Regions from separate parts of the Homo sapiens genome. Here region 2 is linked to region 1. Evidence: chromatin loops called from intact Hi-C (ENCODE). Cell type or tissue: heart left ventricle. All regions are shown on one strand. Links, peaks and the distances in the headings refer to the core of each region. The heading gives the core; the rest is flanking DNA. Region 1 holds the start of LINC02660 (long intergenic non-protein coding RNA 2660). Region 2 overlaps LOC107984195 (a long non-coding RNA gene).

What was found. Peaks named below come from ENCODE experiments on the same cell type or tissue, not always from the same donor. Only the 100,000 strongest peaks of a DNase experiment are listed, where the experiment ranks them.
Region 2: it touches region 1 in a loop (2.2-fold over the local background); 5 of 110 quality-filtered maps call a loop at or near these places.

The regions. Positions count from the first base shown.
Region 1 is chr10:3,906,897-3,923,008 of GRCh38, reverse strand. LINC02660 (long intergenic non-protein coding RNA 2660) reads right to left here and starts at 10,986. Exons shown (of 3, transcript NR_183984.1): 1 at 10,963-10,986. RefSeq lists a silencer at 13,246-13,465. In heart left ventricle, for the core only: no CTCF peak of the experiment used is centred there; no DNase peak of the experiment used is centred there; H3K4me3 peaks cover 1,924 bases; H3K27ac peaks cover 2,081 bases.
Region 2 is chr10:4,077,866-4,093,977 of GRCh38, reverse strand. LOC107984195 (a long non-coding RNA gene) reads right to left here. Exons shown (of 10, transcript NR_176060.1): 5 at 14,540-14,641; 6 at 13,592-13,645; 7 at 11,603-11,689; 8 at 11,159-11,294; 9 at 10,603-10,702; 10 at 9,728-10,107. Among named protein-coding and RNA genes, the nearest start is that of MIR6078, 95 kb to the right of the region's middle. RefSeq lists an enhancer at 10,048-10,560. In heart left ventricle, for the core only: no CTCF peak of the experiment used is centred there; no DNase peak of the experiment used is centred there; H3K4me3 peaks cover 830 bases; H3K27ac peaks cover 3,835 bases.

The DNA.
Region 1 (16,112 bases), core at 3,454-11,453:
ATATTATTGAGCTCCTGGGTTTGGCAGTACCTAAGGACAGCCCACTCCTGGGACTGCTACCTTACCTGAGCCCCTTTGGTTTATTCTAACATGATGACCGGGTGTGGTGGCTCACGCCTGTAATCCCAGCACTTTGGGAGGCCAAGGTGGGAGGAACACTTGAGGTCAGGAGCTTGAGACCAGTCTGGCCGATGTGACAAAACCCCATCTCTCTTAAAAGAAAAATACCCCCAAAAAAATATTAGCCAGGCATGGTTGTGAGTACCTGTAGTCTCAGCTACTCAGAAGGCTGAGGCAGGAGAATCACTTGAACCCGGGAGGTGGAGGTCGCAGTGAGCCGAGATCGTGCCACTACACTCCAGCCTGGGCAATGGACTCCATCTCAAAAAAAAAAAAAAAAAAAGCTGTATTTCTGCTACTTATCATTCTAAGATTCCTGACTACTGCTCCACAATTTTTTGAAATAGCATGTTTTAGAAATCATATAAAAACAAAAACTGCAGGCTATATTCACAAAGGGTCACTATCAATCATGCAAACTGCCTCTTATCCATTTATCCATCAGTTCTTAATTTCATGACAGAAAATTAATACCTTATTTTTGAAATAACTTTTAGTTCTTGTAAGGGTCTTCTAATTAAATCCTTATGCAATGCAACTGAAATAACACCAGAAACACGTGGATTTGTCAAGTAGTCAATGTGTATTTTTATAGCACTTTAATTTTTTTTGTACTCAGGCTGATAACGCTGGGTAGTTTTCTCTTTAAGCAAAAATAGCAGGTGAGAGCTGTGTACTAACAAGATGAAATCGCCATATCAGCCATCAGTTCTAGATGGCATGAATCCACACAGACCCTATGACTTAGAGAATATGAGGTGCCTAATTCAAGACGGGGGTTCATCTACATACAGAGAGGGAGGAGGTTATTCAGAAAAAGGAACATTTTCTTTTCTTCTCTTTTCTTTTCTTTCCTTTTCTTTTTTGAGATGGAGTTTCACTCTGGTCTCCCAGGTTGGAGTGCAATGGCGTAATCTTGGCTCACTGCAACCTCCACCGCCCAGGTTCAAGTGCCTCAGCCTGTCTCAGCCTCAGCCTCCCGAGTAGCTGGGACAACAAGCACACACCACCACGTCCAGCTAATTTTTGTATTTTCAGTAGAGACAGGGTTTCGCCATGTAGGCAAGGCTGGTCTCAAACTCCCGACCTCAGGTGATCCGCCCACCTAAGCCTCCCAAAGTTCTGGGATTACAGGCATTAGCCACTGTGCCCAGCCAGAAAGGAATGTTTCTAACCTATCCCAAGTGTATCCTTGTCTAGAGCAACACCAGAATATCATATCAAAGTGGAGGCTGCTGGGAAACATCCTTTCGGTAGGGAGGGGTTAATGGACGAGGATGGAACACGTCTCCTAAGGCAGCCAAAGAAATGGGGATGTGCAGGCACCAAAGCACAGGGCGTGTGTTACGTGATGGAGAAAAAGATCTTACTAGGTGAGAGGAAAAGAAAGAGGGAGTAAATATTTGTCACTGCTATTTAAAAATAAAATTAAAAAGAGTCCAGAAGCAATGGCTCACCCCTGTAATCCCAGCACTTTGGGAGGCCAAGGCGGGTGGATCACCTGAGGTCAGGAGTTCGAGACCAGACTGACCAACATAGCGAAACCCCGTCTCGACTAAAAATACAAAAATTAGCCAGATGTGGTGGTGGGTGCCTATAGTCCCAGCTAGTCGGGAGGCTGAGGCAGGAGAATCGTTTGAACCCGGGAGGCAGAGGTTGCAGTGAGTTGAGATTGTACCACTGCACTCCAGCCTAGGTGACAGAGAAAGACTCTTTCTCTAAATAAATAAATACTGAAAGTAGATTGCCTCTATGAATTAACTTGAATTATTTTGTCCAGCAAGGCATAATCCAATGATCCCAACAAATAATTCAGCACACATTACGATAGCTATGATCCAAATGTCAAAGGGGAAAGGTGGATTGAGGGAGAAAAATGGGTGTGTGTGAAATAGTTGACGTGTACAGTGGACTCAGCACTGAGAAACAAGAGGAAGAGAACTTAAGTGACCACATTTTCTTCTAGCCATCATCTCAAATAACATTTGGAAAACGATTTTAGTAATTTTACTTTTAAGATAAAGCAAAATACTGCTAAATGCCATTCTGTTTCAGTGGGTGTAAGCTTTACTTTATAAACAGAGTATATTGTTCTATATTCTGCACTCTGAAATTCTTAAATAGTTGATGTGTACAGTGGACTGCAGCACTGAGAAACAAGAGGAGAGAACTTACGATGACCACGTTTTCTTTCATCCATAATCTCAAATAACATTTGGAAAACAATTTTAGTAATTTTACTTTTAAGATAAAGTAAAATACTGCTAAATGCAATTCTGTTTCTGGTGGGTGTAAGCTTTACTTTATAAACAGAGTGTATTGTTCTATATTCTGCACTCTGAAATTCCTGCACTTGGTAATGAGAAGCCATCAGTGAAATTTGCAGCTAAATTAAACCCCTCAATCAGCTTCTGACTATGCCAGTTAGTCTATTATAAGAAAGTATTTCTTTTTAACATAATATTATATATATATGCTCTTGCAGATGTAGGTCTTAAAAGTTTGAGAAGTGCATGATTTATGCATAGTCTTTCAAAAGAGAAACTTTAGTAGCACTTTTGATTCATAAATGTTTTGTTTTTTTCCTAATACTTTAACAGTAGAACAGAGATATGGATCATCCCCAGTCATTTTTTTTCATTTATGTATACAGATGTAGGTAACCCCATTTATTTGGAAAGTGACTGTGTTGTATTTAGACAGAGCAAATTGGGAAACAGAAGTACTATAAATGTGAACTGCATGTGCTGTGTGTAGCTCCACTTTGGCATCCTAATAATAGCAGAGTTTCTGAAGCTTAGGTATATTCTTGGAGTGACCCAATTCACTCAATCACTTCCCAGATACAATGAGAGGCTACTGAAGGGTCCAGGACCCCGGCAGATTGGAAGCCTTTGTCCATATTTCAGAATATCTTTGTTCCAATAACAATAGGTGACATCCTGCATAATACAGGGCCATTTGTAAAACTGCCTACCAAAACTTCCTGTTTAGAACGATGCAGAGGGATTTCTGAAAAGCCTGGAGAGGTTAGTGAGAAAGGAAGCCAGACAACGCTGGGATTTCCAGGATTTTCTGTCCTTGAAGATGAAGCCAAATGTGCAGAGGTCAGGAGAAATGGTGCTATTTCAAAGGGGCAACCAACACCCATTGTTAGGACTGAGTTTACACCTCTGTGAGCTAACCAAAGCTATTTAGAAGACAGACATGCTTGTAACTCAGCTGGATCCAAGCACTTTTTTATAGTTCACCAAGCATCCTGCTTATCTTCTTCAAATTTGAAGCTAGGCATTGAGTTGGTCCTTTTCCAAAGACCATCACGTATGAAAATAAAACAAATTTTCCTCAAATTCTCAAAAATGTATTATTGCAGTTTAATTTTGGTGTTTAAAACTTGGCAAATAAAGAAAACAAAGCAATATATCTTCTTAACAAAGTATCACTAAACAACAAAGTTGGAGTCATCACAATTCCTGATTTAAAATTCTGTTACAAGGCTGGGTGCTGTGGCTAATGCCTTTAAGCCCAGCACTTTAGGAGGCCAAGGCAGACAGATTGCTTGAGTCCAGGGGTTTGAGACCAGCCTGGGAAACATGGTGAAATGCCATCTCTACCAAAAAACCACAAAAATTAGCTAGGTGTGGTATGTGCCTGTGGTCCCAGCTACTCTTCGGAGGCTGAGGTGGAAGACTGCTTAAGTGCTTGAGCCCGGGAAGTGGAGGTTGCAGTGCACCGCTGCACTCCAGCCCGGGTGACAGAGCAAGATCCTGTCTCAAAAAAATAAAAGAAATTATGTTACAAAGCAATAGTAATCAAAACAGTATGACACTGACATAAAAGCAGACACATAGCCGAGTGAAACAAAGGAGAGAGCCCAGAACTAAACCTAAATATATGTGGTCAACTAATTTTTGGCAAGGGAGCCAAAAAAACACAATGGGGAAAATATGGTGTCTTCAATAAAAGGTCCTGGAAAAACTGAATCTCTAAATGCAAAAGAATGAAATTGGACCCTTATCTTACACCATACTGAAAATAAATTCAAAACGATAAAATAGCTAAATATATGACTGGAAATCATAAAACTTTCAGAAAATAACATAGGGAAAACTTCTTGACATTGGCCCTGGAAATGATTTTTAAATATCACATAAAAGCTCAGGCTACAAAAGCAAAAATAAATAAATGGGACCACATTAAACTGAAAAGCTTCTGCACAGCAAAGAAAGCATTCATCAAAATGAAAGGACAACCTACACACTGAAAAAAAAAATTGCAAATTATATATTTGACAAAGAATCAATATCCAAAATTTATAAAGAATTCTTATAATTCAATAGCAGAAAAACAAATAACCCAATTTAGAAACAGGCAAGGGAGCTGAATCAACGTTTCTTCAGAAAAGACTTAAGAATGGCCAACAGGTATGTGAAAGGGTGCAAAACATCACTAATCATCAAGGAAATGCAAATTAAAACCACTATGAGATGGCTATTATGAAAAAGACAAGCGATAACAAATGTTGTCAAGGGTGTGGAGAAAAGAGAACCCTATTACGCTTTTGGTGTGTATGCAGATTGGTACAACCACTATTGAAAACAGTGTGGAGGTGCCTAAAAAACTTAAGAATAAAACTAACATATGAACAGCAGTTCCTCTTCTGGGAATATACCCAAAGCAGATGAACTCATCACTTCATAAAGACATCTACACTCCCTTGTTCATTACAGCATTATTCACAATGGCCAAGATATGAAATCCACCAAAGTGTCCATCAAGGGACAAATGGATAAAGAAAATGTGGTATAAATATATATGTAATGGAATATTATTCACTCTTAAAAAATAAGGATATGCTGTCATTTGCCACAACATGAATGGACCTAAAGGACATTGTGCTAAGTGAAGTAAGCCAAACACGGAAAGAAAAATGTTACATAATCTCACTTATATATGGAATATAAGGGAAAAAAACACAGAGAGATAGAGAGTAAAATTGAGATGACCAGTGGCTGGGTGGGGTTGGGAGAGGAAGTGGTGAAATATAGGCCAAAGAATACAAAATAGCAGGTATGTAGGATGAACAAGGAGTCTAGATATCTAATGTACAACATGAAGACCAAAGCTAAAAAGATTAGATTGTGTTAGTTTTTGTTAAGTAGATTTTAGCTGCTCTTATCACACAGAAAAAGTAACTATGTGAGATGATAGATGTGTTAATCTGCTTCACTATTGTAACTATTTTACTACTTATATGTATCCCATAATGTTGTGTTGTAAACTCAGATATACACAATAAAGTTTTAGTTGTTGTTGTTGTTTTCACACGAAGTCTCACTCTTGTTCCCCAGGCTGGAGTGCAATGGTGCGATCTTGGCTCACTGCAACTTCTGCCTCCCGAGTTCAAGCGATTCTCCTGCCTCAGCCTCCTGAGTAGCTGGGATTACAGGTGCCTGTCACCACGCCCGGCTAATTTTTATATTTTTAGTAGAGATGGGGTTTCACCATGTTGACCAGGCTGGTCTCGAACTCCTGACCTCAGGTTATCCACCCACTTCGGCTTCCCAAAGTGCTGGGATTACAAGTGTGACTCTCCATGCCTGGCCTAAAGTTTATTATTATTATTATTATTATTATTATTATTATTTTTAAAGTCCTTTACCCACTAAAAACAACAAAAAAATATCACTAGAGAGTAATGCATATTTCTGGGATTGGTTCATGAGACCAAAAGAGAGATCTGGCAAACATACAAATCACTCAGCCTTTTAAGCACCTAGCAAGCATTTACCTAACAGAGAGGCTCTGCACTGTGGGCCTTGGGTCTAAGCATGGGTTGCACGTGGTCTCATGTCACAGCAATTCCCTTACTGTGCAGCCATGAGATTTTGAGCAAGTTACTTTCTCTTCACCAAGCCTCTGCTTCCTCACTGGTAGGACAGAGACAACAAGAGCACCTTGTGTTTTGAAATGTAGGAAAAAACAGATATGCAGACCATGCAATGGTCCTACCCCCTGCAAATCCATAGAAGAGACACTCTTCGCAAGATTCTCTTGAGAATCGGGGGTTAAAGTGACAGCCCCACAACATCTTCGTATTTCCAACAGGGCTTTCCAAAGAGTTTCCAAATGGTCTAAATCCTTTTGGATACTGACATATATACCACAGTGGTGCTTGTCTCTGAGATCAGTCTTGGTTTATATGGAAAGAAAAGAGGTTTCACTTGAGGTTCATTGACGCAATACAAAAAAATGAAAAAAAAATTATTTGGCAACTTTTTTATTTTGAAGAAAGCATACAGTTAGGATGAAAGCCCAAGAACACAATAAAGCTATAAAGCGTATTCTCTAATAAAATAGTAGCTTAGATGTATTGAGCAGTTAGTCTAGGAAAGGCACTGCTATTCACTTTATATGCAATCACGTCTGTCATTCTCACACCAATCCTAAGAGGGAGAAGCCAATGTTATCTTAATATAACTAATGAGAAAACTGAGGCTGCCAAGCCATTGAGAATCTCACCTAACACCACTCAGCTTGTAAGTCAGAAATCAGCCTCGAAACCTAGACAGTATAACCCCAGCACTTGCAAACCTGCCCACCATCCCACCACACTCCATGGCCTAACAGGATGAACTGTGCCTCTCAGCAGAAATTTCATGGACCCTGGAACTGGAGCATGGAATCAAATCACATAGCTTTACCTGGGAGTTGGAGGGAGGCCTCCTGTAGCATCTAGGTCTCATAAAAATTTTATAAATATGGGCAGACCAGGGAGTATTTCATCAACTGGACCAGTATCAAGGCTTCCAAAGAGATCCCAGTATCATTCCTAACCAACCATGTGAACACGTGCATGTTACTAGCCTCTCTGAATCTCAGTAACTCACCTATAAAATGAGAATGAGAATATCTCACTCCTAGAGTCCTGGGAGATTGGAAGACATCATCTACATGAAATGCTTACAGAAAGCATGACAGGAAATGCTTTACATTGGTTTTTCTTGACAATTCTTGATCTTTAAGTTTGTTTTATTTTATTTTATTTATTTTTTGGAATGGAGTCTTGCTCTGTCACCCAGGCTGGAGTGCAGTGGCACCATCTCAGCTCACTGCAACCTCTACCTCCCAGGCTCAAGCGATTCTCGTGCCTCAGCGTCCCAAGTAGCTGGGATGACAAGCATGTGCCACCATATCTGGCTATTGATCTTTAACTTCTAAATCCCCACCAGCCTGGATAAACTCACATCACCATTTTGCCTAAATCTGCTAGTTTAATAGGCCCCAACTGTTAATACAAACAGAAAATAACTGCATGCTGTAGTATTGTCTGATTTCTGTGGTGTAAATTTGAAGCTACTAATGACTATGATAAGAATATTTACACCATGGAAATTGGCCAACACTACAAATCAGAGTTGTTTGTGTTATTTTGTTTCATTTTGTTTTGTTTTTTTTACCAAAATACCACTTTTCTTTTTTGTTTTTTAACTAGAACCTTCATCACCAGTTCATCTGTCAATTCATTAAATATTTATTGAGAAAATACTATTCCTGGACTTGAGCATAGACCAGTAAATAGGAGAGGTAGGGCTCTGCCTTCATGGAGCCTACATTTTAGTGAAAGGTGACAAATCATAAACAAGTAAATCAGTGAACTTGACAATTTCAAATTTCAATACAAGGTAAGAAGAAAATAAAGCAAGTGTAGAGTGTGACTTGGGGAGGAGAGGCCATCACTCGGGGGCTATAAGGAAAGGCACGTCTAAGAAGGTGACACTTGAATAGAGCAGAGGATGGCAGGGAGGAGGATGGCAGGGAGCCAGCCACAGGAAGAACCGGGGCAAGAAAATTCCCGGCAGGAGCACATGCATGCAGAGGCTCTGAGGCAGGAGGAGACATAGCTGAGCCTGGAAATGCAGCTAGCATGCCACTGCCAGATGAACACAGGGCATAGCTGTGTGACGATGCTGGCAAGACAGGAAGGAGAGCCCACCCTGACAGGGCCTTGCAGGCCACACCGGGTGGTGCTTGAGTGTCACCAGCAGGTGCATCTGCAGCTCCAGCTAAGGCTGGATGAGGCAAGTGCTGGAAGAGATGGGGGGCTTCCTAACATGCTCCCATCTGAACCCTTGCTCTCACCTAATAGAACCCTACTCTGTTCTCATTATCAGCTTTAGTGGTATCAAGTCCAGGACCAAGGCAAGCACTTCCCCAGATATAACACCAATAGAGGTTGTCCATGGAACCAAATGATCTCCAAACTGAATCAAATGAGCTAGGAGACAATTGATCTTGAACAAGAGACAAGAGAAGTTTGGATATCTGCTACCAGCAGGCACTCTGATACAATATTTTGATTATGAGGTCATGTTGTACAACAACCAATTTCTCTAACTTGACAGGTACCAGATGCACACACTTGAGTTGTGTTGATAGAAGCTCAGCTGTATCCAGTGACTTGTGACAGGTATCTGTTTCCTTCTTTATTTCAATTGCATCCTTGCCCTGTTTCAGAACCCCGTCTAATACCTACAATCATACTCAAGAAATACAACGTCGGGCAAGTGATTCAACACTGCTATTCCTCAGGTTCCTCATCTATAAAATGGGCTAATAATATAATAGTACATGCTGGAGTGGGCAGTATGAGGCCTGGATAAATTGATTTGATGCTTTTACAAGCCCTTAGAGCCATACCTGACACAGAGTTAAGGGTCCAATAAATATCAACTAATTAATTGATTGCTAATCAACACCTCTCCATCTGCTCTTTATGGAACTTTGCTCTAGAAAAAAAAAAAAAGCAATCACAGAATTCAGGAGCCTGAATAACCTGTACAGGCTGAGCACCTCAAGTCTGAAAATCTGACATCCAAAATGCTCCAAAATTTGAAATTTTTTGAATGCCGACATGAGGCTGAAAGGAAATTCTTATTTGGAGCATTTCAGATTTTGGATTTTTGAATTTGTGATGCTCAACTGATAAGTATAATGCAAATATTCCAAAATCCAAGATGATGCATTGGAATGAGGAAGAAAACAGATATCTGTCACAAATCACGGGACACAGCGGGGCTTTCATCAACCTGTCCCCCTACCTGCGGCTGTGAAAATCTGAAATGCTCCAAAAAAATTCATGATCCAAAACTCTTCTGGTCCTAAGCACTATGAATAAGGGATACTCAACCGTCCTATTGTTTAGCCACCTTCTGCCCTTGACTGGCGAAAGTGTCCAGGGCAGGGGACTAAGATTTTCTTCCGGAAGCTCCCTAGGAAGCTCTTCATGTAATTCTTATTTCCTCCTGCTCAGTCCTCTACAGAGAAGGGCAGAAGATCAAAGCCAGTTTGGTTTGCTCAAGGACAGGTGGTTCTTACTCTCTAGCAACACAGTCCCAGGGCCCTAAGCCTTCTGGTCAACCACTCTTCATTATTTTTGCCACTTTCTCCGGAAAAGTTGGGTTTCTTTGCATCCTTTTTGAAATATGTTACAGAGACATGAGCGCAACCCATGCCCTTGGACAGAGGTGTCCTGTCAAGAAGGCCCCATCTCTGGGTCTAGGCCCTGTGTGCCACTGAGGTCCCTGTAAAGCCCTTCTTTCCCAGCCCATCTGTCTGGGGTCACTTCTGGCCCCAAGCTCTTTTCTTCCAATATTTGTACCTAACAAGCCTTTTTTTTCTTGCATTTGTACTGTTTGAATTTCATCAAGCATATAATTGTGTTTGTTCCAATGGTAAAAATAATATTTTACTATTTACCTACTTTTTTCAAAGGGCATAGGTTCTCTAAATACTAAGTGGTAGGCAGTGTGCTGAGGGCTGGGGCTGCCAAGGTGAGTCAGAGAAACCCCTGAGTGTGCTGTGCTACCTGCCCGGTGCAGGAAACAGATATCCGAACAGACGATGGGAAAGAAGTGGGTTCTGTGAAGGTGAACAAATGTCCAGGAGGGACATGGGAGGCTGCCTCCAGGGCTGATCTAAACAGACCCCCACGCCTACCCCAGGTTTTCTGGGGGTTTTACTGCTGCTGCCGCTGATGTGAAAGGCGGTCCGTGATGTTGGTGCTCTCCCTTCCCCTCTCTTCCATCCTTCCCAGAACTCTGTGCCTTGGGCCAGGCAAGCTCAACCTTAAAGAGCGGAGGAAGAGGTGAGAAAGAATGAATGAATATTGGCCGGGTGCGGTGGCTCACGCCTGTAATCCCAGCACTTTGGGAGACCGAGGCTGGTGGGCCACCTGAGGTCAGGAGTTGGAGACCAGCCTGGCCAACATGGTGAAGCCCGTCTCTACTAAGAATACAAAAATTAGCCAGACATGATGGCACAGCCTGTAATCCCAGCTACTCAGGATTCTGAAGCAGGAGAATCGCTTGAACCCGGGAGGGAGGTGGAGGTTGCAGTGAGCCAAGATCGTGCCACTGCACTTCAGCCTGGGCAACAGAGCGAGACTGTCTGAAAAAAAAGAAAAAGAAAAAGAAAAAAAAGAATGAATGAATCTACTTCTTCTTCTGTTAAGACAAAAAGGCCCCTAATATTTTTCCAGAGGAAGAGATAGAAGAGGTAATAGCAGCTGAGAGCACCTAGAAAAAAACAGCACTTCCCAGCTGTAGCTCTCTCCAGTGAAAACGCTGAACTCAGAACAAGCATTGTGAAGTCGCAGGCGAGAGAGGCCAGCTCAGGAGGGCCCCCTGACCGCCCCAACAGACCCCACTCACAATCTCTGCTGCACATCTGCCCATGGAACAATGGCACTCCGAGCTCCTGCTCCAGATCCTCATCTTCAGCTAACAAATCAGAAAGATGAACGTCCACGGGCAACGCAGAAAACATCATAGAGATCCCTACCCAGGTTTGTCCTCTTGCTCAAAGAAAGAAGGTCGTGCATTCAGGACAAGTAACGACTTGCTGTAGCTTATCTCCTTCAATCCCAAATAGTTCTCATAGTTGGCTGAGAGAGGAGAGACCAGCCGCCTGTAATACCATCTATGATGCCTGCTCCCTTCTCTCCCTTCCAACATTTCTCCTTGACAACCCCACACCAAGAATAAACAGACGGGAAGGCAAAGATGAGCTACAAAGTTTTGAGCAACAAAGCAGGTCAAGTGGGGAATGAATACTCCCCAGCAAAACACAGAGGATCCGATTCAAGAGTTCATTGTGAATATAAGCACATAGGTTAAGCCTGCATACACCGAAAATAAAAATAACCATGCCTGATTTCAAGACTGAGACAGAAGAAAAAAATTACTCAGATAGATACGGTGGTCATCTTCACAGCCTTTTGAGCTAGCCAATATTCACTTCAATTGCCTGAGGTTTGCAGTAACTCGCTTTGGGTTCTAAAAGACACAGTGGGCTCACTGTCCCCCTTTGGGTGTCCCTCTCTGCACAGATAAACCAGCGGCACGCGGAGGGCATGAGATAGAAGCCTGTCCACAAGGGAGGAATTATCTTTTACAGGCAATCTGGGAGCACCATTGAAAAATGCTCTTCTGTGATGAAATTATGAATGCTTTCACATCAAACAAAAATGTATTGTCTAAACCCTGGGTGAATATTGGATGTCATTTTTTTTTCTGCTCAGCATTTTGATATAACTATGCAATAATCTCCAAGTAATTTCATGTTTACATACACCAGGTGACACACGGCATATGTGAAATTATGGCACTTAGGAATATTAAAGGCATCTAATGCATAATGAAAACCGTATATTGAAGAATAATTTTTCTTCTACAGTTTTATAAGCAGTTGACAAAAAGCTGACAGGAGAAATTCTTCCAATAATGGAAGTACTCTCAGGTTTAATTCTCTTATAACAATTCTATTATGCATAAAGTAAGACGGAAGAAGTCATTGGCTTATGATCTAAAGGAAAGCATAATCGCAAAACTATTGCAATCAATGCTGTTGAAAATAATTCTGCAGATAAAAATTTAATAATTTTATATGAAGATACACTGAATTACAATTTTAGGTCAAGTTGATCTTTCAAAGACAGACTGACTACCTTTTTGAACAAAAAAGACTATGCCACGTGGTATAGTTTATGTCTACCCTTTGTCTAAGGAAGCAAAATACATTTGAACAATTATTTAATTGAATCTACTTAACATCATTGATTATTTACACCTAAAATAACTGCTAGCTAAATATCAGGATTTCTGTCTTAAAATTGTCCAGATCATTTCCTCAGATCTCCAAAATGTTTTGCTAATAATACATGCCTAAATAAATATACCTAATTAAGCAAAACAATGCGGATTTGGTTCATTAATCCTCTTCATCAACAAGGTCATTTATTAAACACCTATTTTGTGCTAGCCATTAAAGGAAGCTCGTGCTAATGAGCCTTTCTCCTGATAAAAAGTGAAGAGTTTGGAAGAGGCAGACCATGTTTTCCGCAGCCTAGGCCACACCACGTCACTTTTTTTTTTTTTTTTTGAGATGGAGTCTTGCTCTGTCCCCCAGGCTGGAGTGCAGTGGCATGATCTCGGCTCACTGCAAGCTCCGCCTCCCAGGTTCACGCCTTTCTCCTGCCTCAGCCTCTTGAGTAGCTGGGACTACCGACCCGCCACTATGCCTGGCTAATTTTTTGTATTTTCAGTAGAGACGGGGTTTCACCATGTTAGCCAGGATGGTCTCGATCTCCTGACCTCGTGATCCACCTGCCTTGGCCTCACAAAGTGCTGGGATTACAGGCGTTAGCCACTGCACCCGGCCTTCTTTTTTCTTGAGATGGAGTCTCACTCTGCTGGAGTGCAATGGCACGATCTCTGCTCACTGCAGCCTCTGCCTCCCTCCTCAGTAGCTGTGACTACAAGCAATTCAGCTGCGTCAGCCTTCCAAGTAGCTGGGACTGCAGGCGCATGCCACCATGCCTGGCTGATTTTTGTATTTTTTGTAGAGACGGGGTTTCATCATGTTGTCCAGGCTGGTCTCGAACTCCTGACTTCAAATGATCAGCCCGCCTCGGCCTCCCAAAGTGCTGGGATTACAGGCGTGAGCCAGCGTGACTGAGCCCACATCACTCTTTAAGCCTTGCTTCCTCTGCCCAGTTAGACAGCCCACCTCTGCCCACACAGCCCACCTTGTCTCAACTTCTATCCTTATTTGGTCCATTACATTTTCGGGTGCAAGTTCTGCTTCACAGGCAGCAAAATGTGCTAAAATCCTTCCAGGCACAGAGGGAACATCAGCTCCTTCATGAGCTCTTCCCTGATGTGGGTCATCCATGGTTCATTGTTTCGAGGAGCTTAAAAGACTGACATGTGTCCACGTGTGCTAAAAATGGAAACGCCTGAGCTACATGACATTTAAAGGAAACGGGCAGAAGCACGTGCAGGTTATTCTCCACCGTCACCGCCCAGCCCCGTTCTCTGCCTGCTTGGCCCTGGAAGGTGGCAGCTGAACGAGTTTGGCTTAGTGAAGACAGTAGAGATGTCTGGGAGGGAGGAGCGACTTCAGGTTTTCTTGCCCTGTGCCCTCCCTGCTTGGGCACCGCCTCATGGCGATAACAGGGTTCCTCCTGGGTTCCTCGAACCCGGTGGCCTTTCTCAGGGTGCTGTTTCTGGCTGGGCTCCTTCACTAACGCATGTCTTTACGTTGCCCTGGGTCCTGGGGTGCTGTGGCTCCCCATTTGCTGGTCTCTGGGGTCTCACTGTGTCTTTATCACGTCCACCAGCAGGAGACACTGGAGCCAGGTCTAGTGTATTGAGATATTTTTAAAGTAGTTTGAATGACATCTCATGATTTTTATTTGTTCTTAGAGGTCTTCCAAAAGGCAAAGAAAAAGAATACATTTTTTTTTTTTTTTTTTTTTGGCCAGGTGTGGTGGGCTCATGACTATGATCCTAGCACTTTGGGAGGCCAAGGCAGGCACATCGTTTGAGCCCAGGAGTTCAAGACCCACCTGAGCAACAGAGTGAAACCCTGTCTCTACGAATACTTTAAAAATGAGCCAGGCGTGGTGGCACTCACCAGTGGTCCCAGCTACTCAAGAAGTGGAGGTGAAAGGATCACTTAAGCCCAGTGGTCGAGACTGCAAAGAGCCATGATCATGCCATTGCACTCCAGCCTGGGCAACAGAGTGAGGCCCTGTTTCAAAAAAAAAAATACCATTTTTGTAACACAATAAAACATTTAATCTTTTCATTGTCATATAAGTCCATTGGATTCTGTTTTAAAAATTACCATTTTTATAACAGAACAAAATGTATTTAATCTTCTAATTGTCATATAAGTTCATTGAGTTCTGTTATAAAATCAAGATACATTACGGAATCTTTGAGGTCTTATTTTTCCCCTGTCTTAAAATGTTTCATTATTTTTTAATCTGAGGGATTATATCATTATCACTCATCCTTACTCAGCGATTATTCCCAATAATGCTAAAAAATACTAAAATAATGGGAGATGGAGGCGATATGGAAGGCCTACGAGGTGATGCAAATGCCAAACAAGTAATAGTTTCCAGTTTTCTTCTTCCAGTTTCCAAACGATTGCACAATCTTCCGAGAAGATTCGGAAAAAGACTGGCAGCAGCATCTTTGTGAAATGTCGTAGTTCTCATTGATCAGCGTTGAGAAATCAGAACTTTTTATTTTCTATTTTTTATTAATGACAAATCAGAAAACTAACAGTGGAAAACCATCCACACATATTAATCAGAAGATGGAGGCAAAGAGACGGAGATGAGTTCTCTAAACGCCAGTGAAGTCAGAATGGATGTGTAAGTGAAATCGCAGATGGTACACTTTCAGACGATGATACTCTAGATTAACTTTCTTCAGCCCAAGAATCCTTGAGTGATAGTTACCAGGGGCTGAAGAAAGAAGTAGGAGGAAATTTTGGGGGGTGATGGAAGTGTTTTATGAGTTGATTCTTAACATTTATTATTCTACCTATAACTTTGAAAAAAATTATATACATGAAATGGTTGAACTTTGTTGTGTGTGAAGCATGCCTCAATAAGACTGAAATTATTATTATCCATCACTGTATAACAAACTATCCCAGGACATAGTGGCTTAGAACAACATACCTTTATGATCTCAGCTTCTTTGGGTCCGAGATCTGGCACAGCTCGGCTGGAACCTTCCACAGGCTGCAGCCAGCAGCAGCTGGGCTGTGGTCACCACATAGCTCAGCCAGGAAGGGGTCACTTCCAAGCCACAGGGCTGTTGGCCAGACGTGGCTGCTCACAGGCTGTTGGTTGGAGGCCGCCCTCAGGTCCCTGCCTCTCCATGGAAGCTTTCTACACCACGGCAGCTTGCTTCATGAAGCACCAACTCAGGAGGGCAGTGGAGCCTGCTACCTGGGCAATCACGTTTTGTAACCTAATAATTGAAATGAGACCCCTCACTTTTGCTGAGTTCTGCTGGGGAGAACAAAGTCACTAAGTCCAGCCCCCTCTCCAGAGGCTAGGGTACCCAAGGCTGGTGTGAATATCAGGGGACGGGTGTTATCGGCAGCTGTTTAGAAGTCTGCCCACCACAAATATATCTCTAAGGACCACCAGGAACATTTTCTCTAATGAAAAGTTTACTTTTCACACCTGTAAATTACCTGTAGAAAAACTTTAAAATGTTTAAAATGTACAAATACAAAGGGTCTTTTGGACCCAGACAGCACATGACAATTATGTTTTCAGGTGTGCTGACACCTCACTCTGCTGAGAGTTAAGTCTGTGAGTTGTCTCCACCAAGAGCTCCTCGTTTGAATCACCCTGCGAGAACTTTGCTTCCTTCAAGAACCCTCATTCATAAAAACAATGCATAGAATTTGAACACGTTGGTATTTTTTTTTTTAAAAAAAAAAAAGGAACTCAGTTTAGAAAACACCAAAAAGAACAAAGATGTGCAGTGAGGCTGGTGCCGCGTCACAGTGGCTCCAAAAGAATTCCTGGAGAGGTTGAGCGTGCAGAGGTCATGGTGTTCCTGCCCCGCTGCTGTATTTGGTTATAAACAAGCCAAAGGAATTGCTCAGGACACTGG
Region 2 (16,112 bases), core at 4,320-12,319, 170 kb before region 1:
GAACAAATAAATGAATGCACATGCAGGATTGCAGTAGTATTTGAGTAAGAGACCCCATTGTTTTCTGTTGTAAAAAACAGACCACTGCCCAGGTTTTCCCCTAAATCCAGCCTTCCTTTCTCCTATAGGGAAGGGATTTTTGTGAGAGGCCTGATCCCCCAGCTGTAGACGAAACTTCCACCCTCTGCTCAGTGGAGACAAAGCTTCCACCCTCCGCTCAGTGGAGGTACCTTCGTAATGAGGTTTGGGTCAGAGAATGTAAATGGATAAAGTCTGTGAAATGTCAAGGTCATCCTCAACACAGAGGCAAACCACTTGGCTGAAATAATGCTCTTTCCCTTTTCTGCCGCCTGGACCTCCAGCAAGCTAATGACTCATATTTGATAGATGCCACAAAGCAACTGGGTAAAAAAGCAGGAGTCCTAGTGTAGATGTGTGGGGCAGGACCCACACCTGTGGCATCAGCCCCTTCCATAGGATTAGAAAGGAGAAAGACGCTCTGTTTTTTCTAAGACACTGGATCTGAGGTCTCCTCCTTCTCACCTGATACAGAAGAAATAGTCTCCACAATACATGCCTCATTTTTTTTTTTTGGCAGAGTATTGCTCTGTTGCCCAGGCTGGAGTACAGTGGTGAGATCCCAGCTCACTGCAACCTCCACCTCCCGAGTTCAAGCAATTCTCTTGCCTCAGCCTCCCAAGTGGCTGGGATTACAGGCGTGCACCACCACACCCAGCTAATTTTTGTATTTTCAGTAGAGATGGGGTCTCAGCATGTTGGCCAGGCTGGTCTCAAACTCCTGACCTCAAGCAATCCACCCGCCTCAGCCTCCCAAAGTGCTGGGATTACAGGCGTGAGCCACCATGCCCAGCTGTGCCTCAAATTTTTATCTAACTTTCATTAGAATGCTTCCAGTAATGTTTCCTATCTCACGTGATAGCCTGTTCTAATGTTGGAAAATAAATATCAGGGTCTGTTTATATCTAAATTATACATCCTTATAATTTCCACTGGTTGGTCCAGTCACAGAGCCTGAAGCTCCCTGGCTCATATGGCAGAGCCACACTCATTACATGAAGAGCACTGTCATCATCCTGGTAGCCTATGCTCTTCTAGACCATAAAATCACGGACTCTGAGCCATTTCTCCCATTATGACTTTCCCAGATAATTTTTATGTTTTCACCAGCATTTTTCAAGATTTTGTGTGTTTCAAAAAAGGCTACTTCCTGAAACTGATTTAATTGGGGCATGAACCATGCCTAGAAACTGATAGTACCATATATCGGTAGAACGTCTTACATTTTTTTATTCATTCAAGAAAAACGTATGGGATGTTTATTAAACGGTGGGCATTCCTTTGGGTGCTGGAGATGACTGGGACAATTCCTGCCTCCCAGAAGCTCGTCAGCCACAAAGAGAGTAATTTTTCTTCAAAAACACTAGAACTGATCAATCTGTCTCTGGCCCTGCAGAACAATAGTCAAAAAGGAAGTTTTCTCTGCCCATAAATATCAACAAAACTCAGCTTTCACAGCCTAAATGTCTTCCAAATATGTTTCTCCATTGTGCTAAAATTGACTTTTTTCAAAGACCAAAATATAGCAAGATGATTGTATTTAAAAAAAATCTTTCCAAGTCTATGGCCATCAAATGTCCTTTACGTTTCTCTACATTTGAAGGGATCAAAGGTCATTTACAAATAAACACACGTCTCATGGCCATGTCTCTACAATTTTCTCTGCTGAAATCTCCATTCTCTCAAGTTAAGGTATATGTGTGTGTCTATAAGTTTGTACATAAAAATACAAATATGCACACATATATACACGCATGTATATGTATAAACAATATTTATATATATTTATATGCATAGAAGGAAATCAAGCATTTAAAAATAAATTAAATCTTAGAAATCATCCAAGAATTTCAAGACAAAGACTTCTGAAAATGGCTGGACACCTACCTATGAGGCCACTGTAAATTTTGATATATACCATTACAGAACTAATAACAGGATATGGAGTAAACTGAAACATGGAGGATCATGCCAGTCCAATATTGATAGATGTCTTTTAAAATTGTGCCTGTAATCCTAGAATTTATGCTCACAAGGAAAACGACAATTCAAATAAAGAACTATATGCTATAGTATTCTGCTTTCTAGTCATACAATGTGTGCATACGTGCTGGGTGCATCCAATCCAGTGTGTTCCCCAGTTCAGTTTTTCAAAAAGCCTGACCTAGTGGCTGTGTCAGAGGGCCTTCTGAAAGATCTCCTCCAATGAGTATTGTAGCTCAATATTCAGACAGATCATCACCAAGAAAATGATCTAGTCCATGAATGGTTCTATGCTTCGTGGACAGCAGTTAGTCCCAGCTTATCATTGGGTTATGTTCTAATAGTTCACCTTTAAGTAGTTACTTTTTTTCCTTTCAATTTTATTTACACATGCAGGTGTGTTACATGGGTGTATTGTATGATGCTGAGATTTCGGATACAGATCCTGTGACCCAGGTAGTGAGCACTTTACCCAACAGGTAGTTTTTCAGCCCATGCCTCTCTCCCTCCCTCTCTCCCCTACTAGTCCCTGGTGTCTACTGTTCCCATCTTTATGTCCAAATACCTCATGTTTTCACTTATAATTCATTTCTTTTTATTTTGTGGTGTGAAAATTGCTATACTGAAAGGTTTATTGAACTCATAATTTTCTGGATTGTGGCACAAATATTTTAATGCCATGTATCGCATGCTTCCTCTAGAAAACAAGCCTAAAACACAGTGACAAAACCTTCTCAGTAGTTGAGCCCCAACGGGGGAGGGAGGAAGCAGTGGAGGAGTAGAGGGGCCTCCGGGAACCCAGTGGTCTGCAGGAACTAAACGTTCTTTCTTAGGTCCCTCCAGGCACTGTGCTTTTCTGAATCTCACACTAAAGGGCAATTATTAACTTCTTGGAGGTTGACCACCCCCAGATTCAGACGCTTTGTCTGCTGTGCCCAGGAAAGAAGATAAGTCCCATCCCAAGAGTTCGTAAGAGGGATGCCCAAGGAAAGCACACAACACGCCCACAGGGTCTTCTGGCCTCTTCAATTTAGATTGACTGGAATATTTAGTGAATTAATACAATTTTAATTTTATTCTGCAAGAAAATTGCTTAGAATTCTGGTTACTGGGAGAGGTAATTCACATAAAGAAATTAAGCCTTTTTTTTGAGATGGAGTTTTGCTCTTTTTGCCCAGGCTGGAGTGCACCAGGCTGGAATGCAATGGCGTGATCTTGGCTCACGGCAACCTCCACCTCCCGGATTCAAGCGATTCTCCTGTCTCAGCCTCCCGAGTAGCTGGGATTACAGCCATTGCGCCAACATGCTTGGCTAATTTTGTGTTTTTAGTAGAGACGGGGTTTCTTCATGTTGGTCAGGCTGGTCTCCAACTCCCGACCTCAGATGATCCACCCGCCCCTGCCTCTCAAAGTGCTGGGATTACAGGCGTGAGCCACCTCACTCGGCCAAAATTAAGGCATTTTGCGCAGAAAAGATCGAGATCCCAAAGGCTTCCTTGAGAATTCAGACTTAAGGAAACTCCCTGAGGTGGACAGATTTGGCTCACACAAAGGCCGAGGTGGAGCAAAAGCATCTGAAATGGAGTCACAGTTGGGGTGGAAAGAAACAGGACCCAGTGAGTAGGGCCTCACCCTAAGCCTGAAGGTTGAAGTAGGATGGCTTTGGGTCCGTGGTGTGGGCGTGCTGGAGCCTCTCTCAACCTGGGTATCCAGCCCCGTGTCCTGGGGACAGTGGCTGTGGGAGAAGATTTGAAGTGCACCTGAGCTCATTTCGGGCATGAAAATATCCTTGACAAAGTAAAACAGTGACTTTGTTCAGGACCAGTTCTGCACCAGTGTCAGTGACAGACCAGAGTAAAAACCTCAGCAGAATTTGGGAATCTGGTGCCCTGCACCTGATGAGCAGCTGTAGGTGGTGTATCCACAGCCCAGAGGCTCCTTAGCCAGGCTTGGAGTCAGCTACAGAACCAGGTCTCTGCCCTGCAGCATCCTACTGAGAGGCCTCACGTGTTTCTTGGGACTGATGAAGTCCTCCAGCCTCATGGGGTATGTCTGCTTTCCAGCTCCCTGTGAACGTGCACGAGAGGCAACCTCAGGACTTCATGAGGGTCTCGCGGGAGTAGAACCTGGAGAGGAAAGAAGAGCATTCTCCGGAAAAATGAGAGGAGGCAATGGGGATGTGTGTGTCCTTATTGGTGCGTCCAGGCTAATACATGGGATTATTAGCTGCATGACCCAAGTATACTTTTAATTAATGCCAAACACAAATTATTAAGTTACTTTTAACCTTTTAATAAAATGCTTAACCAATAAATTAATTGATAGAAAAAAAGAGTCTGAAAAACAAAACACCCATTAAATCCAAATAAAGCAATTAACTGATTCTTTCACTGACTCTTATTTTGTCACCATATACAGATGTTCTAAGACGCAGATCCCACTCAAATCTCTAAATATGCTTCTACTGGTTTAAGAGAAATATTACTTATTTTAATTAAGATTTTTTAAATATAAGGTCACACACCCTGCCCTTTGCCATCGTTTCAGAATGATTTATTTGTGTTTCTGTCTGAGTATCGGTGAGCAGTGCTTGCTAACACCTTACATTTTTCTGTACCCCTGAATATTCAAACACCAAAAGCCTTGTAGAGACATCCAAGTGCACTAGGGGATGTCTTCATTTTATTGGTCTATAAAATGACAGACAATATATCAATCTGGAAAATGACTTCCACTGTTGGATTTCACAAGATTTTATACTGTGCCTTCTTTTCAAAACTATTTTCATTATTAAATTAATATACAGAAAGTTTGGAAAAGATTGGAGGAGAGCTCCCATTATTCCCCCCACCCTAGTGGAACTGATGCTATCTTTTCTGGCCATGCTTCTAGTTTTCTTTCTTGTGTGCTTATCTTTTACAAAGTTGGCCTAATACATAAAAGCCAATTTGCATCACGATTCTTCACCTAGCATGATTTTCATTCTAGCCACGCCTCTTTTGTTTACAGGCAGTAGAGACTTACCCAGGCTTGTTCAGAAAAATGATGATGTCGGCAATACAAGCTCAGCACCCTGAGTTCCTGTGGGAATATCAAGGTCAAGGCTACTTCCCTCATGGTGCTGTGAGGGTGGAGAGTGCTCCCATCTCTGTTTCTTTCCGTGTGCCCGCTCCACCCCCTCTCTCAGCATTCTTCCCTAATATCTTGACAAGCGTCCGATGATGTTCCCATAAGAGTTGACTTGGCTTTATTAGCCCATTATTAATTGAAATAGTTTAGATATTCGTTCCCCCAAATCTCATGTTAAACTGTTATCCTCAGTGTTGGAGGCGGGGCCTGGTGGGAGGTGACTGATCGTGGAGGCGGGGCCTGGTGGGAGGTGACTGATCATGGAGGTGGATTTCTTATGAGTGGGAGGTGACTGATCGTGGAGGTGGATTTCTTATGAGTGGGAGGTGACTGATCGTGGAGGTGGATTTCTTATGAGTGGGAGGTGACTGATCGTGGAGGTGGATTTCTTATGAGTGGGAGGTGACTGATCATGGAGGTGGATTTCTTATGAGTGGGAGGTGACTGATCGTGGAGGTGGATTTCTTATGATTGGCTTATCACCATCCCTCCTTGGTGCTGTTTTTGCAACAGTGAGTGATTTCTTGTGAGATCCGGTTGTTTAAATCCAGAGGCACCTCCCCCTACCCTCTAGCTCCCATTCCTGCCATGTAAGACACCTGCTCCCCCTTTTTCTTACCCCATGATTGGAAGCTTTCTGAGGCCTCCCCAGAAGCTGATGCCAGCCCTATGCTTCCTGTACAGCCAGCAGAACCATGAGACAACTAAACCTCTTTTCTTACTAATTACACAGCCTCAGATATTTCTTTATAGTGATGCCGGAACAGCTTACTACACCATCTTGTTTCCAAGGGATATTAAGATGTTTCAGATTTTCCTAAAGCAAGATTTGCTCTATTGACCTATCTATCATCAATCTGTCTATATATTTATATCTATAGATATCTCTCTATATAGGTATCTGTATACACACGTACATATGCTTCTCAACTTACAGTAAAGTTACATCACAATAAATCCATTGTTAGTTGAAAATATTTTAGGTTGAAAATGCATTTGATATACCTCATCTACTAAACATCATAGCTTAGCTTTGCCTACCTTAAACATGCTCAAAACGCTTCGATTAGCCTACAGTTAGTCAAAATCATTCAGCACAAGCAAGTGTTAAATATTTTATGTAATCTATTGAATACTGTGCTGAAAGTAAAAAACATCATGGTCTCTGTAATCCCAGCACTTTGGGAGGCCAAGGTGGGTGTATGTCTGAGGCCAGGCATTTGAGACCAGCCTGGACAACATGGCGAAACCCCAAAATCCCACCTCTACTGAAAAAAAAAATTAGCCAGGCGTGGTGGCGGGTGCCTGTAATCCCAGCTACTAGGGTGGCTGAGGCAGGAGAATCACTTGAACCCAGGAGACAGAGATTGCAAGGGAGATGAGATGGCGCCACTGCACTCCAGCCTTGGCAACAAGAGTGAAACACTGTCTGCAAAAAAAAAAAAAAAAAAGAAAGAAAAGTCGGCATGGTCATGGTTATGTGCGTTGTATGCATACTATGGTAAAGTTGCAGTTTCTGACTTGTGACAGTTCAAGTTACAATGTTTTGACTTTATGATTACACCTATGCAACCACTCTGTTCTTCACCATCAGCACAGCATTCAATAAACTACGTAAAATATTCAACCCTGTTTTTATATAAAATAGGATTTGTATTAGGTGATTTTACTCACCTGTAGGCTAAGGTAAGCGTCCCGAGCACATCTAAGTTAGGCTAGGCTGATCTACGCAACTTGATGAGTTAGGGATATTGAATGCATTTTTGACTCACTGAGAGAGGGAGTTGGTGAGTTTAATGATGGGATGCCTAAGAGGGAGCCATAGACTGGCAAACTTAGTTGGATTAAAAAAACAGAAAAGGTAAGGAAATGGACCCACCACTACTAAATGATCTAGAGTATCTTGGTTGAGAAACAAAAGCAGTTTGAGAAATGAGATAAGAGTAGAAGAAGAAGACGTTGTGAGCTTAGGGAAGGGGAGTAGTGCTGGGGTTCCTCCGATGCTCCAACAAGGAGTAAAGGAATGAGATGAGGGAGCGGGGGAGGCAGAAGAGGGACGGGATGATTACAGGAGGAGGAGGGCAAGGACAGGAGAGAAAAGAGGTTGCCTGGGACAGACTTGCACGGTTGTGAGAAAGAATGTAGAGAATTGCGGCAGTAAAAATAGAAACTCCTGGGAAGCCTTATGAATGGGGCTGGGATTGTTTAGCTTCATGAATGGGAGTGACGAAAGCTTGAACAATAACGACCTGGAGCCTCCTAGGAAGGAGAAGGTTTGTGGGTCTGCTGGGAGGGTCTGGAGAAAAGCAAATATTATGTCCGCACCAAGCTGAAGGGGACACGTCTTTCACACGCTTGGAAATGGGAAAGTGGCCAGGTTGGATAAGAGTCAAGAAGGAGAATGAATTTTCAAAACCATTGAAATGTCTTGACTGGGACTTGGCAATCGGATGGAATCACTCTCTATGTTGGGAAACTCGGGTGAAAGGAAGTGATATAAGGAGAAATGAACAGTTTTGTTAAAAATGACATTTTTCTCCCTGTCATCCATCCAAATGATTCCATTGTCAGTGATATCCCTTTCCTCTGGCCTCAGACCCTCCCTTCACATTCTGTCCCCTTCCTCTGTGGCTTCTTGCAACCCAGGCATGCGTCATTTTCTGGCTGTAAATCATGCACTTTTCTCTGTATTGCTTTTGAAATGTGATGGATGAATTCTGTCATGTAATTAGTTAGAAGGGGTCCAAGTGTCACCTCTTCCTTCTTTTTGCAGATCCCTCAATTCAATGTATACAAAATATTTACCAAATAATCTGAATTGTCTGGTTCCAGACATCGTTTGATTTACAAACATTGCTTTAGTGCAGGTTAAAGTGAATGAACAACTATCTTTCTTATGTCCATAGATATCTGGATTATAATTAAATCTAATGCAGTGGCATTGTTAAGGACCCTGATCTATATATAGGGGGAAGACAAGGGACCACAGTCCTTCAGGGAATATTGCAACATGCCAATTATTTCTATCATGTGCAGGCATTATAGTGCATAAAATTCAAAATCCCAAGTAAGACGTCACCTGTGCCATCATCTCAGATGAAGACTGGAGTCGCTACTGTGGTGTGTGTCAGGGGCAGCACTGCATTCCGCCTGCCTTGAATTTTCGACAGAGGAGGCAGAGCCTAGGAAAGGTAGAAACATGGGCTTTCGATTGCCATAAGGCTCAATCAAATCCTAGCACTACCTCTGATTGCACACGGAAGGGGAAGTTATTTACTCCCTCCGAAACTCAGTTTCAGTGTTTATAATACTGAAATGCGGTAACTAATATCGACTCCATGGAGTTGGGGCAACAGTTAAGTAAGAACACATGTAAAGTGTTTAACACACTATATGGCTTATAAAAATAGCTTAATAAGTGGGAGTCATGGTGATTTCTTAGTGTAATTATAATTAAAAATAAGTGTAAAGAGGCCAGGCATGGTGGATCATACCTGTAATCCCAGCATGTTGGGAGGCCGAGGAAGGGCAGATCACTTGAGGCCAGGATTTCGAGACCAGCCTGGCCCACATGGAGAAACCCTGTCTCTACTTAAAAAAAAAAAAAAGAAAAAGAAAAGAAAGTTAGCTGGGCATGGCGGGTGGCGGGCACCTGTAATCCCAGCTACTTGGGATTACAGGAGTAGCTGGGATTATAGCTACTGGAGAGGCAGTAGAGTTGCTTGAGGCAGGAAAATTGCTTGAATCAGGAGGCAGAGGTTGCAGTGAGCTGAGATAGTGCCACTGCACTCCATCCTGGGTGACACAGCAAGGTTTCGTCTTAAAAGAAAAAAAAAAGTGTAAAGGTAATTTTCAGGGCTTTAACAGTTCTGGTAGAATGTAAATAATCATCAATAACCCATAAGGTCCTTTAGTCACAAAATGCTTCTCAGTAGCTAGGGTACCTTCTCACCGGTTCCTTTGTAGGGAGTCCATCATCACATATTTTTATCACATTTAACCTGAATGTTGCATCCCCTAAGTTACAAATTAAGTTTTATTCCTCCATGGATTTATGTCATGGGTAAGACTGATCTATAAATTTTGAGTGCCGAGTTACCTTTTGAGGGTAAATGTATCCTTCAAACCCTGCTTTTTAATGTGAGAGTACTGGTCAATCTATAGTTTGGGTTTTGAACAGAGGACTATGCAGAGACGTCTTCTGCTCTCACAGTGGAGGACACAGAGCATTTCTAAAGACACATCCCATGCAGTTCCTTCTAGAACATCTGGCTCAAATGACACATTTTAATCAACATAATTTCTTCTTTAATCCCATGGATTTTTTTATTTTTTTTTTCTTCCTTTATTATATGGCTCTAATACAATAATAAAAACCTAAGAGAAAACAAGTATCAGCTTTGAAAAGCATAAGCCCCAAATTCACTAACTTATCCAAATGTCAAATTGTTATTTTATTATACATTAATGAAATGAGCTGAATGGCAAATTAATTAGAGGAGGTGAACCAAGATATATTAAAGCTAAAGAAATTTAAGTTTATATTTTTATTGCTTTGTATTTTTAAAAAAGAAACAGTTTTCAAGCAGCTAGATATGTGGTGATAATTAAGTACAAAACTGTCATAATGTAGGCAATTAACAACAAAAACAACAACAAAACCTTCACCTTAGGAACATTTTATGTTGTTACCCTAAAATCTCAATTCCTGATAGACATTACAAAATGTCAGCACGGCCCACATTCCTGAAAGCTCTTGAAATGATGAATGCAGTATCGAGAGGAAAGCTGAGAGGGTGAAAGATCACTGCACATCCCTGCACTGGCAAGGCACCCATACAAGAGGAAATCTGTTTATCAATGCTGATTGCTCCTGCTCTGCTAAAGATGCCAAAATTCAGCAAGAGTTGCAGAGAGCTGAAAGTACACAAAACAAGTCAGTTACTTTGAAATCCTTGAGCCAGAGCTAAGCCTACCTCAGCTCACATCCTAAAAACATCCAAAATGCAATCCTCTTATGCAATCTTGGCTCTTAGAATTCCCTTTGGCAGAATGAGGAGGGCCATCTTCCGTTTGCCAGGAAAATGCACTTCAAAAGCACAGCCTACCCCGCTTTCTACTATCTTATTTCAAAGCTCTGGTGCTTATCACTTGGACCCCTGCCTAGAGAACATTGTGAATTCCCATAAAGATGCATTAACACAAGATAGAAGAATCTGCCAGTCTGAAGGCATCTGCTGTTTGTCAGCTGTCATTCCATGAGAGTTTATCTTCTGGATGTCAATGGCCAATGGCACTGGCCTCACTTCTAAACATGAGATTAAGGCTGAGATCCCAGGTCAGGGACACAAGCTGACTTCAGCCTTTTCTTGAATCTGGACTTTGCCACACCTCCACTCTGCGATAGCACACCTTCACAGCTTTTGTGAGGTCACAGCATCCACCTGGATTCGGCACACACGTTGATTTTCAAGGGCCCATCACAACTTGCAATTCTGCATAGGTGTTTTCTCTAAATGGTAATAATAACGCATGAATTATTATACTATTGCTGCTTGACAGCCCTTTTCCTGTGTGTAGTGGTTTTGGATTATGGCCCACAAAGGCCATCAATTATGCTAGAAAACTAAGGAGCTGGGGGAAAATCACAGGGCAAAATGCATTTTGAGAGACATCATTGTCTAGACTCAAATGTCAGCCTTGGCACCCTCTTCTCAGCCTGGCCTAGATCCACTGTTGGGCAAGTTGATTCTAAAAGGTCCATTTCATTCCCCTCCATGCAAAGCAATGGTAAACAATCAAGTATGTCAAAAATGTTGTTGAGAGTGCATGTTTCTTTGGGAGTGATTACATCTTAGCCGTAGCTCATGAGACTCAGGTCTGGATGGAAAAACTTTTCCAGTGGAGGATTTACAGAGAACAATATAAACATAGATGACAAAGCAAAACAACAAGACAGTTATCTCACCTTACAAATTACATACATCATGGCTAGGCACAGAGGCTCATGCCTGTAATCCCTGTAACTTGGGAGGCCAAGGTGGATGGATGACTTGAGCCCAGGAGTTCGAGACCAGCGTGGACAACATAACGAAACCCCATCTCTACAAAAAATACAAAATTAACCTGGCATGGTGGCTCATGCCTGTAGTTGCAGCTATTCAGGAGGCTGAGATGGGAGGATCACCTAAGCCCAGGAGGTCAAGGCTGCAGTGAGTCGTGATCACGTCACCGCACTACAGCTTGGGGGACAGAATGAGACCCTGTTACACACATACACACACAAATTACAAATTACATACATTAAAAAATGCCTTGTATGTATCTCTATGAATTGAGATTTTGAGAGAATTTGTTTTCTTCTGTACATTTCTCTATATTTTCTAAGTTTTCTATAATAAATAAGCAGTACCTTGGAAATTCTTGTTCTGACTTTTCTTAAACAAAAGATATGTTGAAAGATTTCACCCAAGTGCGAGCTTTAGTTGAAATATAGAATCTGAAATAAAAATTAGAAACATGGTTTCATAACAACTCACTTTAACCTATTTTCTAGAAACAGAATGAGGAATCTATTAAAAATTTTAAAATGAAATTTCAAATTCATACCAGATGTTTTCAAAGTAATAAAATACTACTCTTAAATATCATCTTTCTAGTCTTAATTTTTTGGATGTTTTATTTTTAAAGCCAGAGCTTTTTTTTTTTTTTTCTGTGTAAGTGGGATTGGAATGCTGTTCATCACAAGAAAACTCAAATTTTTTAGATCTTAAAGATAGAGGTTGCACTGTGTGACTTCCTTAATTACACATTAGGAAGTGGAGGACCAGAGAGCAGCAGTGATCTGAGGTCACTTCATAAGCAAGGCAGGGCCACAGCTCGAGTGGGCTTGCTCCCTCTCCACACTCTTGGCCTGGGTTTTGCTGCGATTCTGGCCAAATCTCTAGACTGCCTTCTATGTAGCAGTCACTGGCTAGATCCTAAAGGCTTTGACACAAAACAGGATTGGAAGTCGTCATGAGGTCATTAGTTGCCTCTCCCACGGCATGAGGGAGGAGACCGCTTTGACTTATCCACACAGCCACTGATTTGCAGGGAGACTCACACAGACAACACTATACACCCACCAACACAAACACACTCACCACACACACTGCAAGGGTTTACTACTAACTCCAAACACATGTATTTGGAAAACTAAAATACATACAAAGTTTCCAGAGTTCTACTTCTAACTAGAGGGGTATCTGCTCCTGAGGTTGTGGGGAGTATGGGAACATCCCTTAAATGATGGTTCTCACTTAAAAGGATCAGATAAAGTCCACTGAGAGCACTCCTTTTTTTTTTTCTTCTTTTTCAGATGGAGTTTCACTCTTGTTGCCCAGGCTGGAGTGCAGTGGTGCAATCTCGGCTCACTGCAACCTCCGCCTCCCGGGTTCAAGTGATCCTCCTACCTCAGCCTCCCAAGTAGCTGGGATTACAGGCATGCATACCTGGCTAATTTTGTGTTTTTAGTAGAGACAGGGTTTCACTATGTTGGTCAGGCTGGTCTCGAACTCCTGGCCTCAGGTGATCCACCCATCTCAGCCTCCTAGTTCTGGGATTACAGGCCTAAGCCACTGTGATATAATCCCTGCCTCTTTTCTTTCCAGTCAGAAAGGTGGTGTTGCAGATATAGTGGAAAAAGTAAGGATTTGGAAACCTAAGGGTGACAATATAATACATAAACCTCACTTCATTCAAAAGAATGTTTGCTCTTGAGCATGTCACTAATCTCTCTGAATTCATATTTCTGTAAAATGAGGACATTACATTTCTCCCTGCTCTATCATAAAAATTATACATGCTAGATATATATAGCCTATTATGGGTTGAACTGTGTCCTCCCCAAATTCCTGGGTTGAAGGAGGTCATCAGGACCTCACAAAGTGACTGTATTTGGAGATACCGTCTTTAAAGAGGTAATTAAGGTAAAATCAGGGCGATGGGGTGGGCCTTAATGCAACATGGCTGGTATCCTAGTAAGAAGAAGAGATCAGGATATCAGACACACGTGGAGGGAAGATGACCCGAAGATATAGGGAGAGTATGGCTGTCTGTAAGCCAAGGAGAGAGGCCTCAGGAGGACACAACCCTGCCGACACCTCGATCTCAGACTTCCAGCTTCTAGCATTGTCAGGAAATAGATTTCTGTTGTTTCAGTCGCCCAATCTCTGGTGCCTTGTTACAACAGCCTAGCAAACAGATGCACAGATGTTCACAGAATAAGTGCTCAACAAATCACAGAGGCTATGTTCACCATGATTATTACAGCTTTTCATTGGTAGCGAAGAATGTTGGCTCTGAACTGTACATTAGTGACCAAAGATGAGAGATTTTTGTAATTCAAATTGCAACTCACTTTATTCACTTCCTGTTTACTCCATCCTTGCAAAGAGTGTCACATTTAAGTTTCCTGTTTTTACAAAAATTGTATTATTATTATCCACAAAGTATTTTTCTTTAAATTTTTTTTGTACAGAGGAAGAAAATAAAATTGTACCAGGAAATGAAAATCAACCATAAATTATATAAGAATCTGCACCAACAGCTAGAAAATTAATTATATCATAAAATCCTACCCTCACCATATGAGCTATTGAGGTCTAGTAAATCATTTCACACTAAAGGACTTCAGCCTCCTCGTCTCTAAATTATGGAATTAGGTCGAGTCTCTAAAATTTCCTTCATCTCTGATTCTGAGGCTTGGTATTTAAGACCTCACTTAAAGTAGCAAAACAAGAACATCCACTGATATTCCGGTACTCCAGCAGTGACATACTGGATGACTGTCAGCTATAGCCATTGTCTGGAGAGGAAGTTCAAAGACTGAATAAGAAGTTAAACATTGGAGATCGGGACCAGCCTGGCCAACATGGTAAAACCTCGTCTCTACTAAAAATTAACCAGGCATGGTGGTGGGCCCCTGTAATCCCAGCTACTTGGGAGGCTGAGGCAGGAGAATCACTTGAATCTAGGAAGCAGAGGTTGCAGTGAGCCGATATCGCACCACTAAACAGCCTGAGTGATAGAGTGAGACTCCATCTCAAAAGAAAAAAAAAAAAAGAGTTAAACATGGAAGAATGGATGCTGACCAAGTGAAAAACATCTTTCTATTTTATCTTATGGAGTTCAAGTTTGGTAAGAAAAAAAAAATGTGTTAATTAGCGACCAATTTCTGAACGAAAAAAATATATACCATCATGCATTGCTTGACAACAGAGATAGGAGAGATGAGTTCTGCAAAATGTGTCATTAGGTGATTTCATTGCTGTGGGAACACCATAGAAGGAGCCTACAACAGCCTTACCTGGGCTCTTGTCCCTGGCTACAAACCTGCACAGCATGCAACTGTAGTGAATACAGCAGGCAACTGTCACTCAATGGTGAGGATGTGTGTGTCTAAACATATCTAGACATAGAAAAGGTACAGTAAAAATACAGTATTAGAATCATATGGAACCACTCTTGTATATGCCGTCCCTCTTGGACTCAAACTGTGCTATGTGGTACAGTACTGCACGTACACGTACATAATACACTTTCTACAGCTGTGCTCAGACCCTGTTCAAGGTCTCGGACATGATTTTACTGATCATCACATTTTTATACAGAAAGATGGCTTCTCTTTTAGAAAACATTATTGCCAACCAAAAAACTTTCCCCAGTTAAAGACATATAATATATATGTAAATGTATATATTTATACATACACATGTGGTTCTATGCATACATGTAATATATGATATATTAAGGCCGATATTATGGACATTATAGATAGCATCGTATATATATATATATATATATATATATATATATATATATACACACACACGTATATGCAATTTAAGTTTAGAGTTAAATAAATCTGAGTTAAAATTGAGGTTCTGCTATGTAATATGTACATGCCATGAGACAATTAGTTTCCACTTATTCTCATCTGTAAAATTATAATACTGCTTAATGAAAATATCTCTGTGAAAAATAAATATGGGTGTGAAGTGTTTAGTGTGTGTCACATAATATACATTCAATTATAGTTAAATGTTAATTATTATTATTGTTGTGTTATCACTGTTTCTTCATCTTTTGGATAAATAATTCCAATATCTGTGAATTGGGGATAATCGATTACTCCAGGATAGAAATGAAGAATCTTTGTAAGCAGCCAGCCCAGTGCCAGGCAAATAGTGAGTCCTGCCTAGATACACTTTCCCCTTAGTCCTTCTCCTCATTAGAGGAAGGGGAGTCTCCTAAATAGGTCAAGGAAGGGGAACACACCTGCCTGTTCCTCCAAAAGCCTCCAACTGCTCAGCTCTGTCTCCAGGCCCCTGGGTGTCTTTTGCTGGGTGCAGCCTGCATCAAGGTGGCCACAGCTTCTGCCCTGGGGCAGGTGTTTTAATCAGAAGGGAGCTCCAGCTTCTTTCTCATTTTAGGAGTCCCTTCCCTTCCCTTCCCTTCTGTCCCCTCCCCTCCCCTCCCCCCACCTTTCCTTTCCTTTTCCTCTTTCTTTCTCTTTCTTTCTTTCTTTCTTTCTTTCTTTCTTTCTTTCTTTCTTTCTTTCTTTCTTTCTTTCTTTTTTTCTTTCTTTTTCTTTCTTTCTTTCTTCTCTCTCTTTCTATTTCTCTATTTCTTTCTTGCTCTCTTTTTTCTTTCTTTCTATTTCTCTGTTTCTCTCTTTCTTTCTCTCTCTCTTTCTCTCTCTCTTTTTCTTTCCTTCTTTTTTGAGACAGAGTCTTGCTCTGTTGCCCAGGCTGGGGTGCAGTAGTACAATCTCGGCTCACTGCAACCTCCACCTTCCAGGTTCAGGCGATTCTCCCACCTGAGCCTTCTGAGTAGCTGGAAGTACAGGCATGCACAATCACGCCAGCTAATTTTTTTTT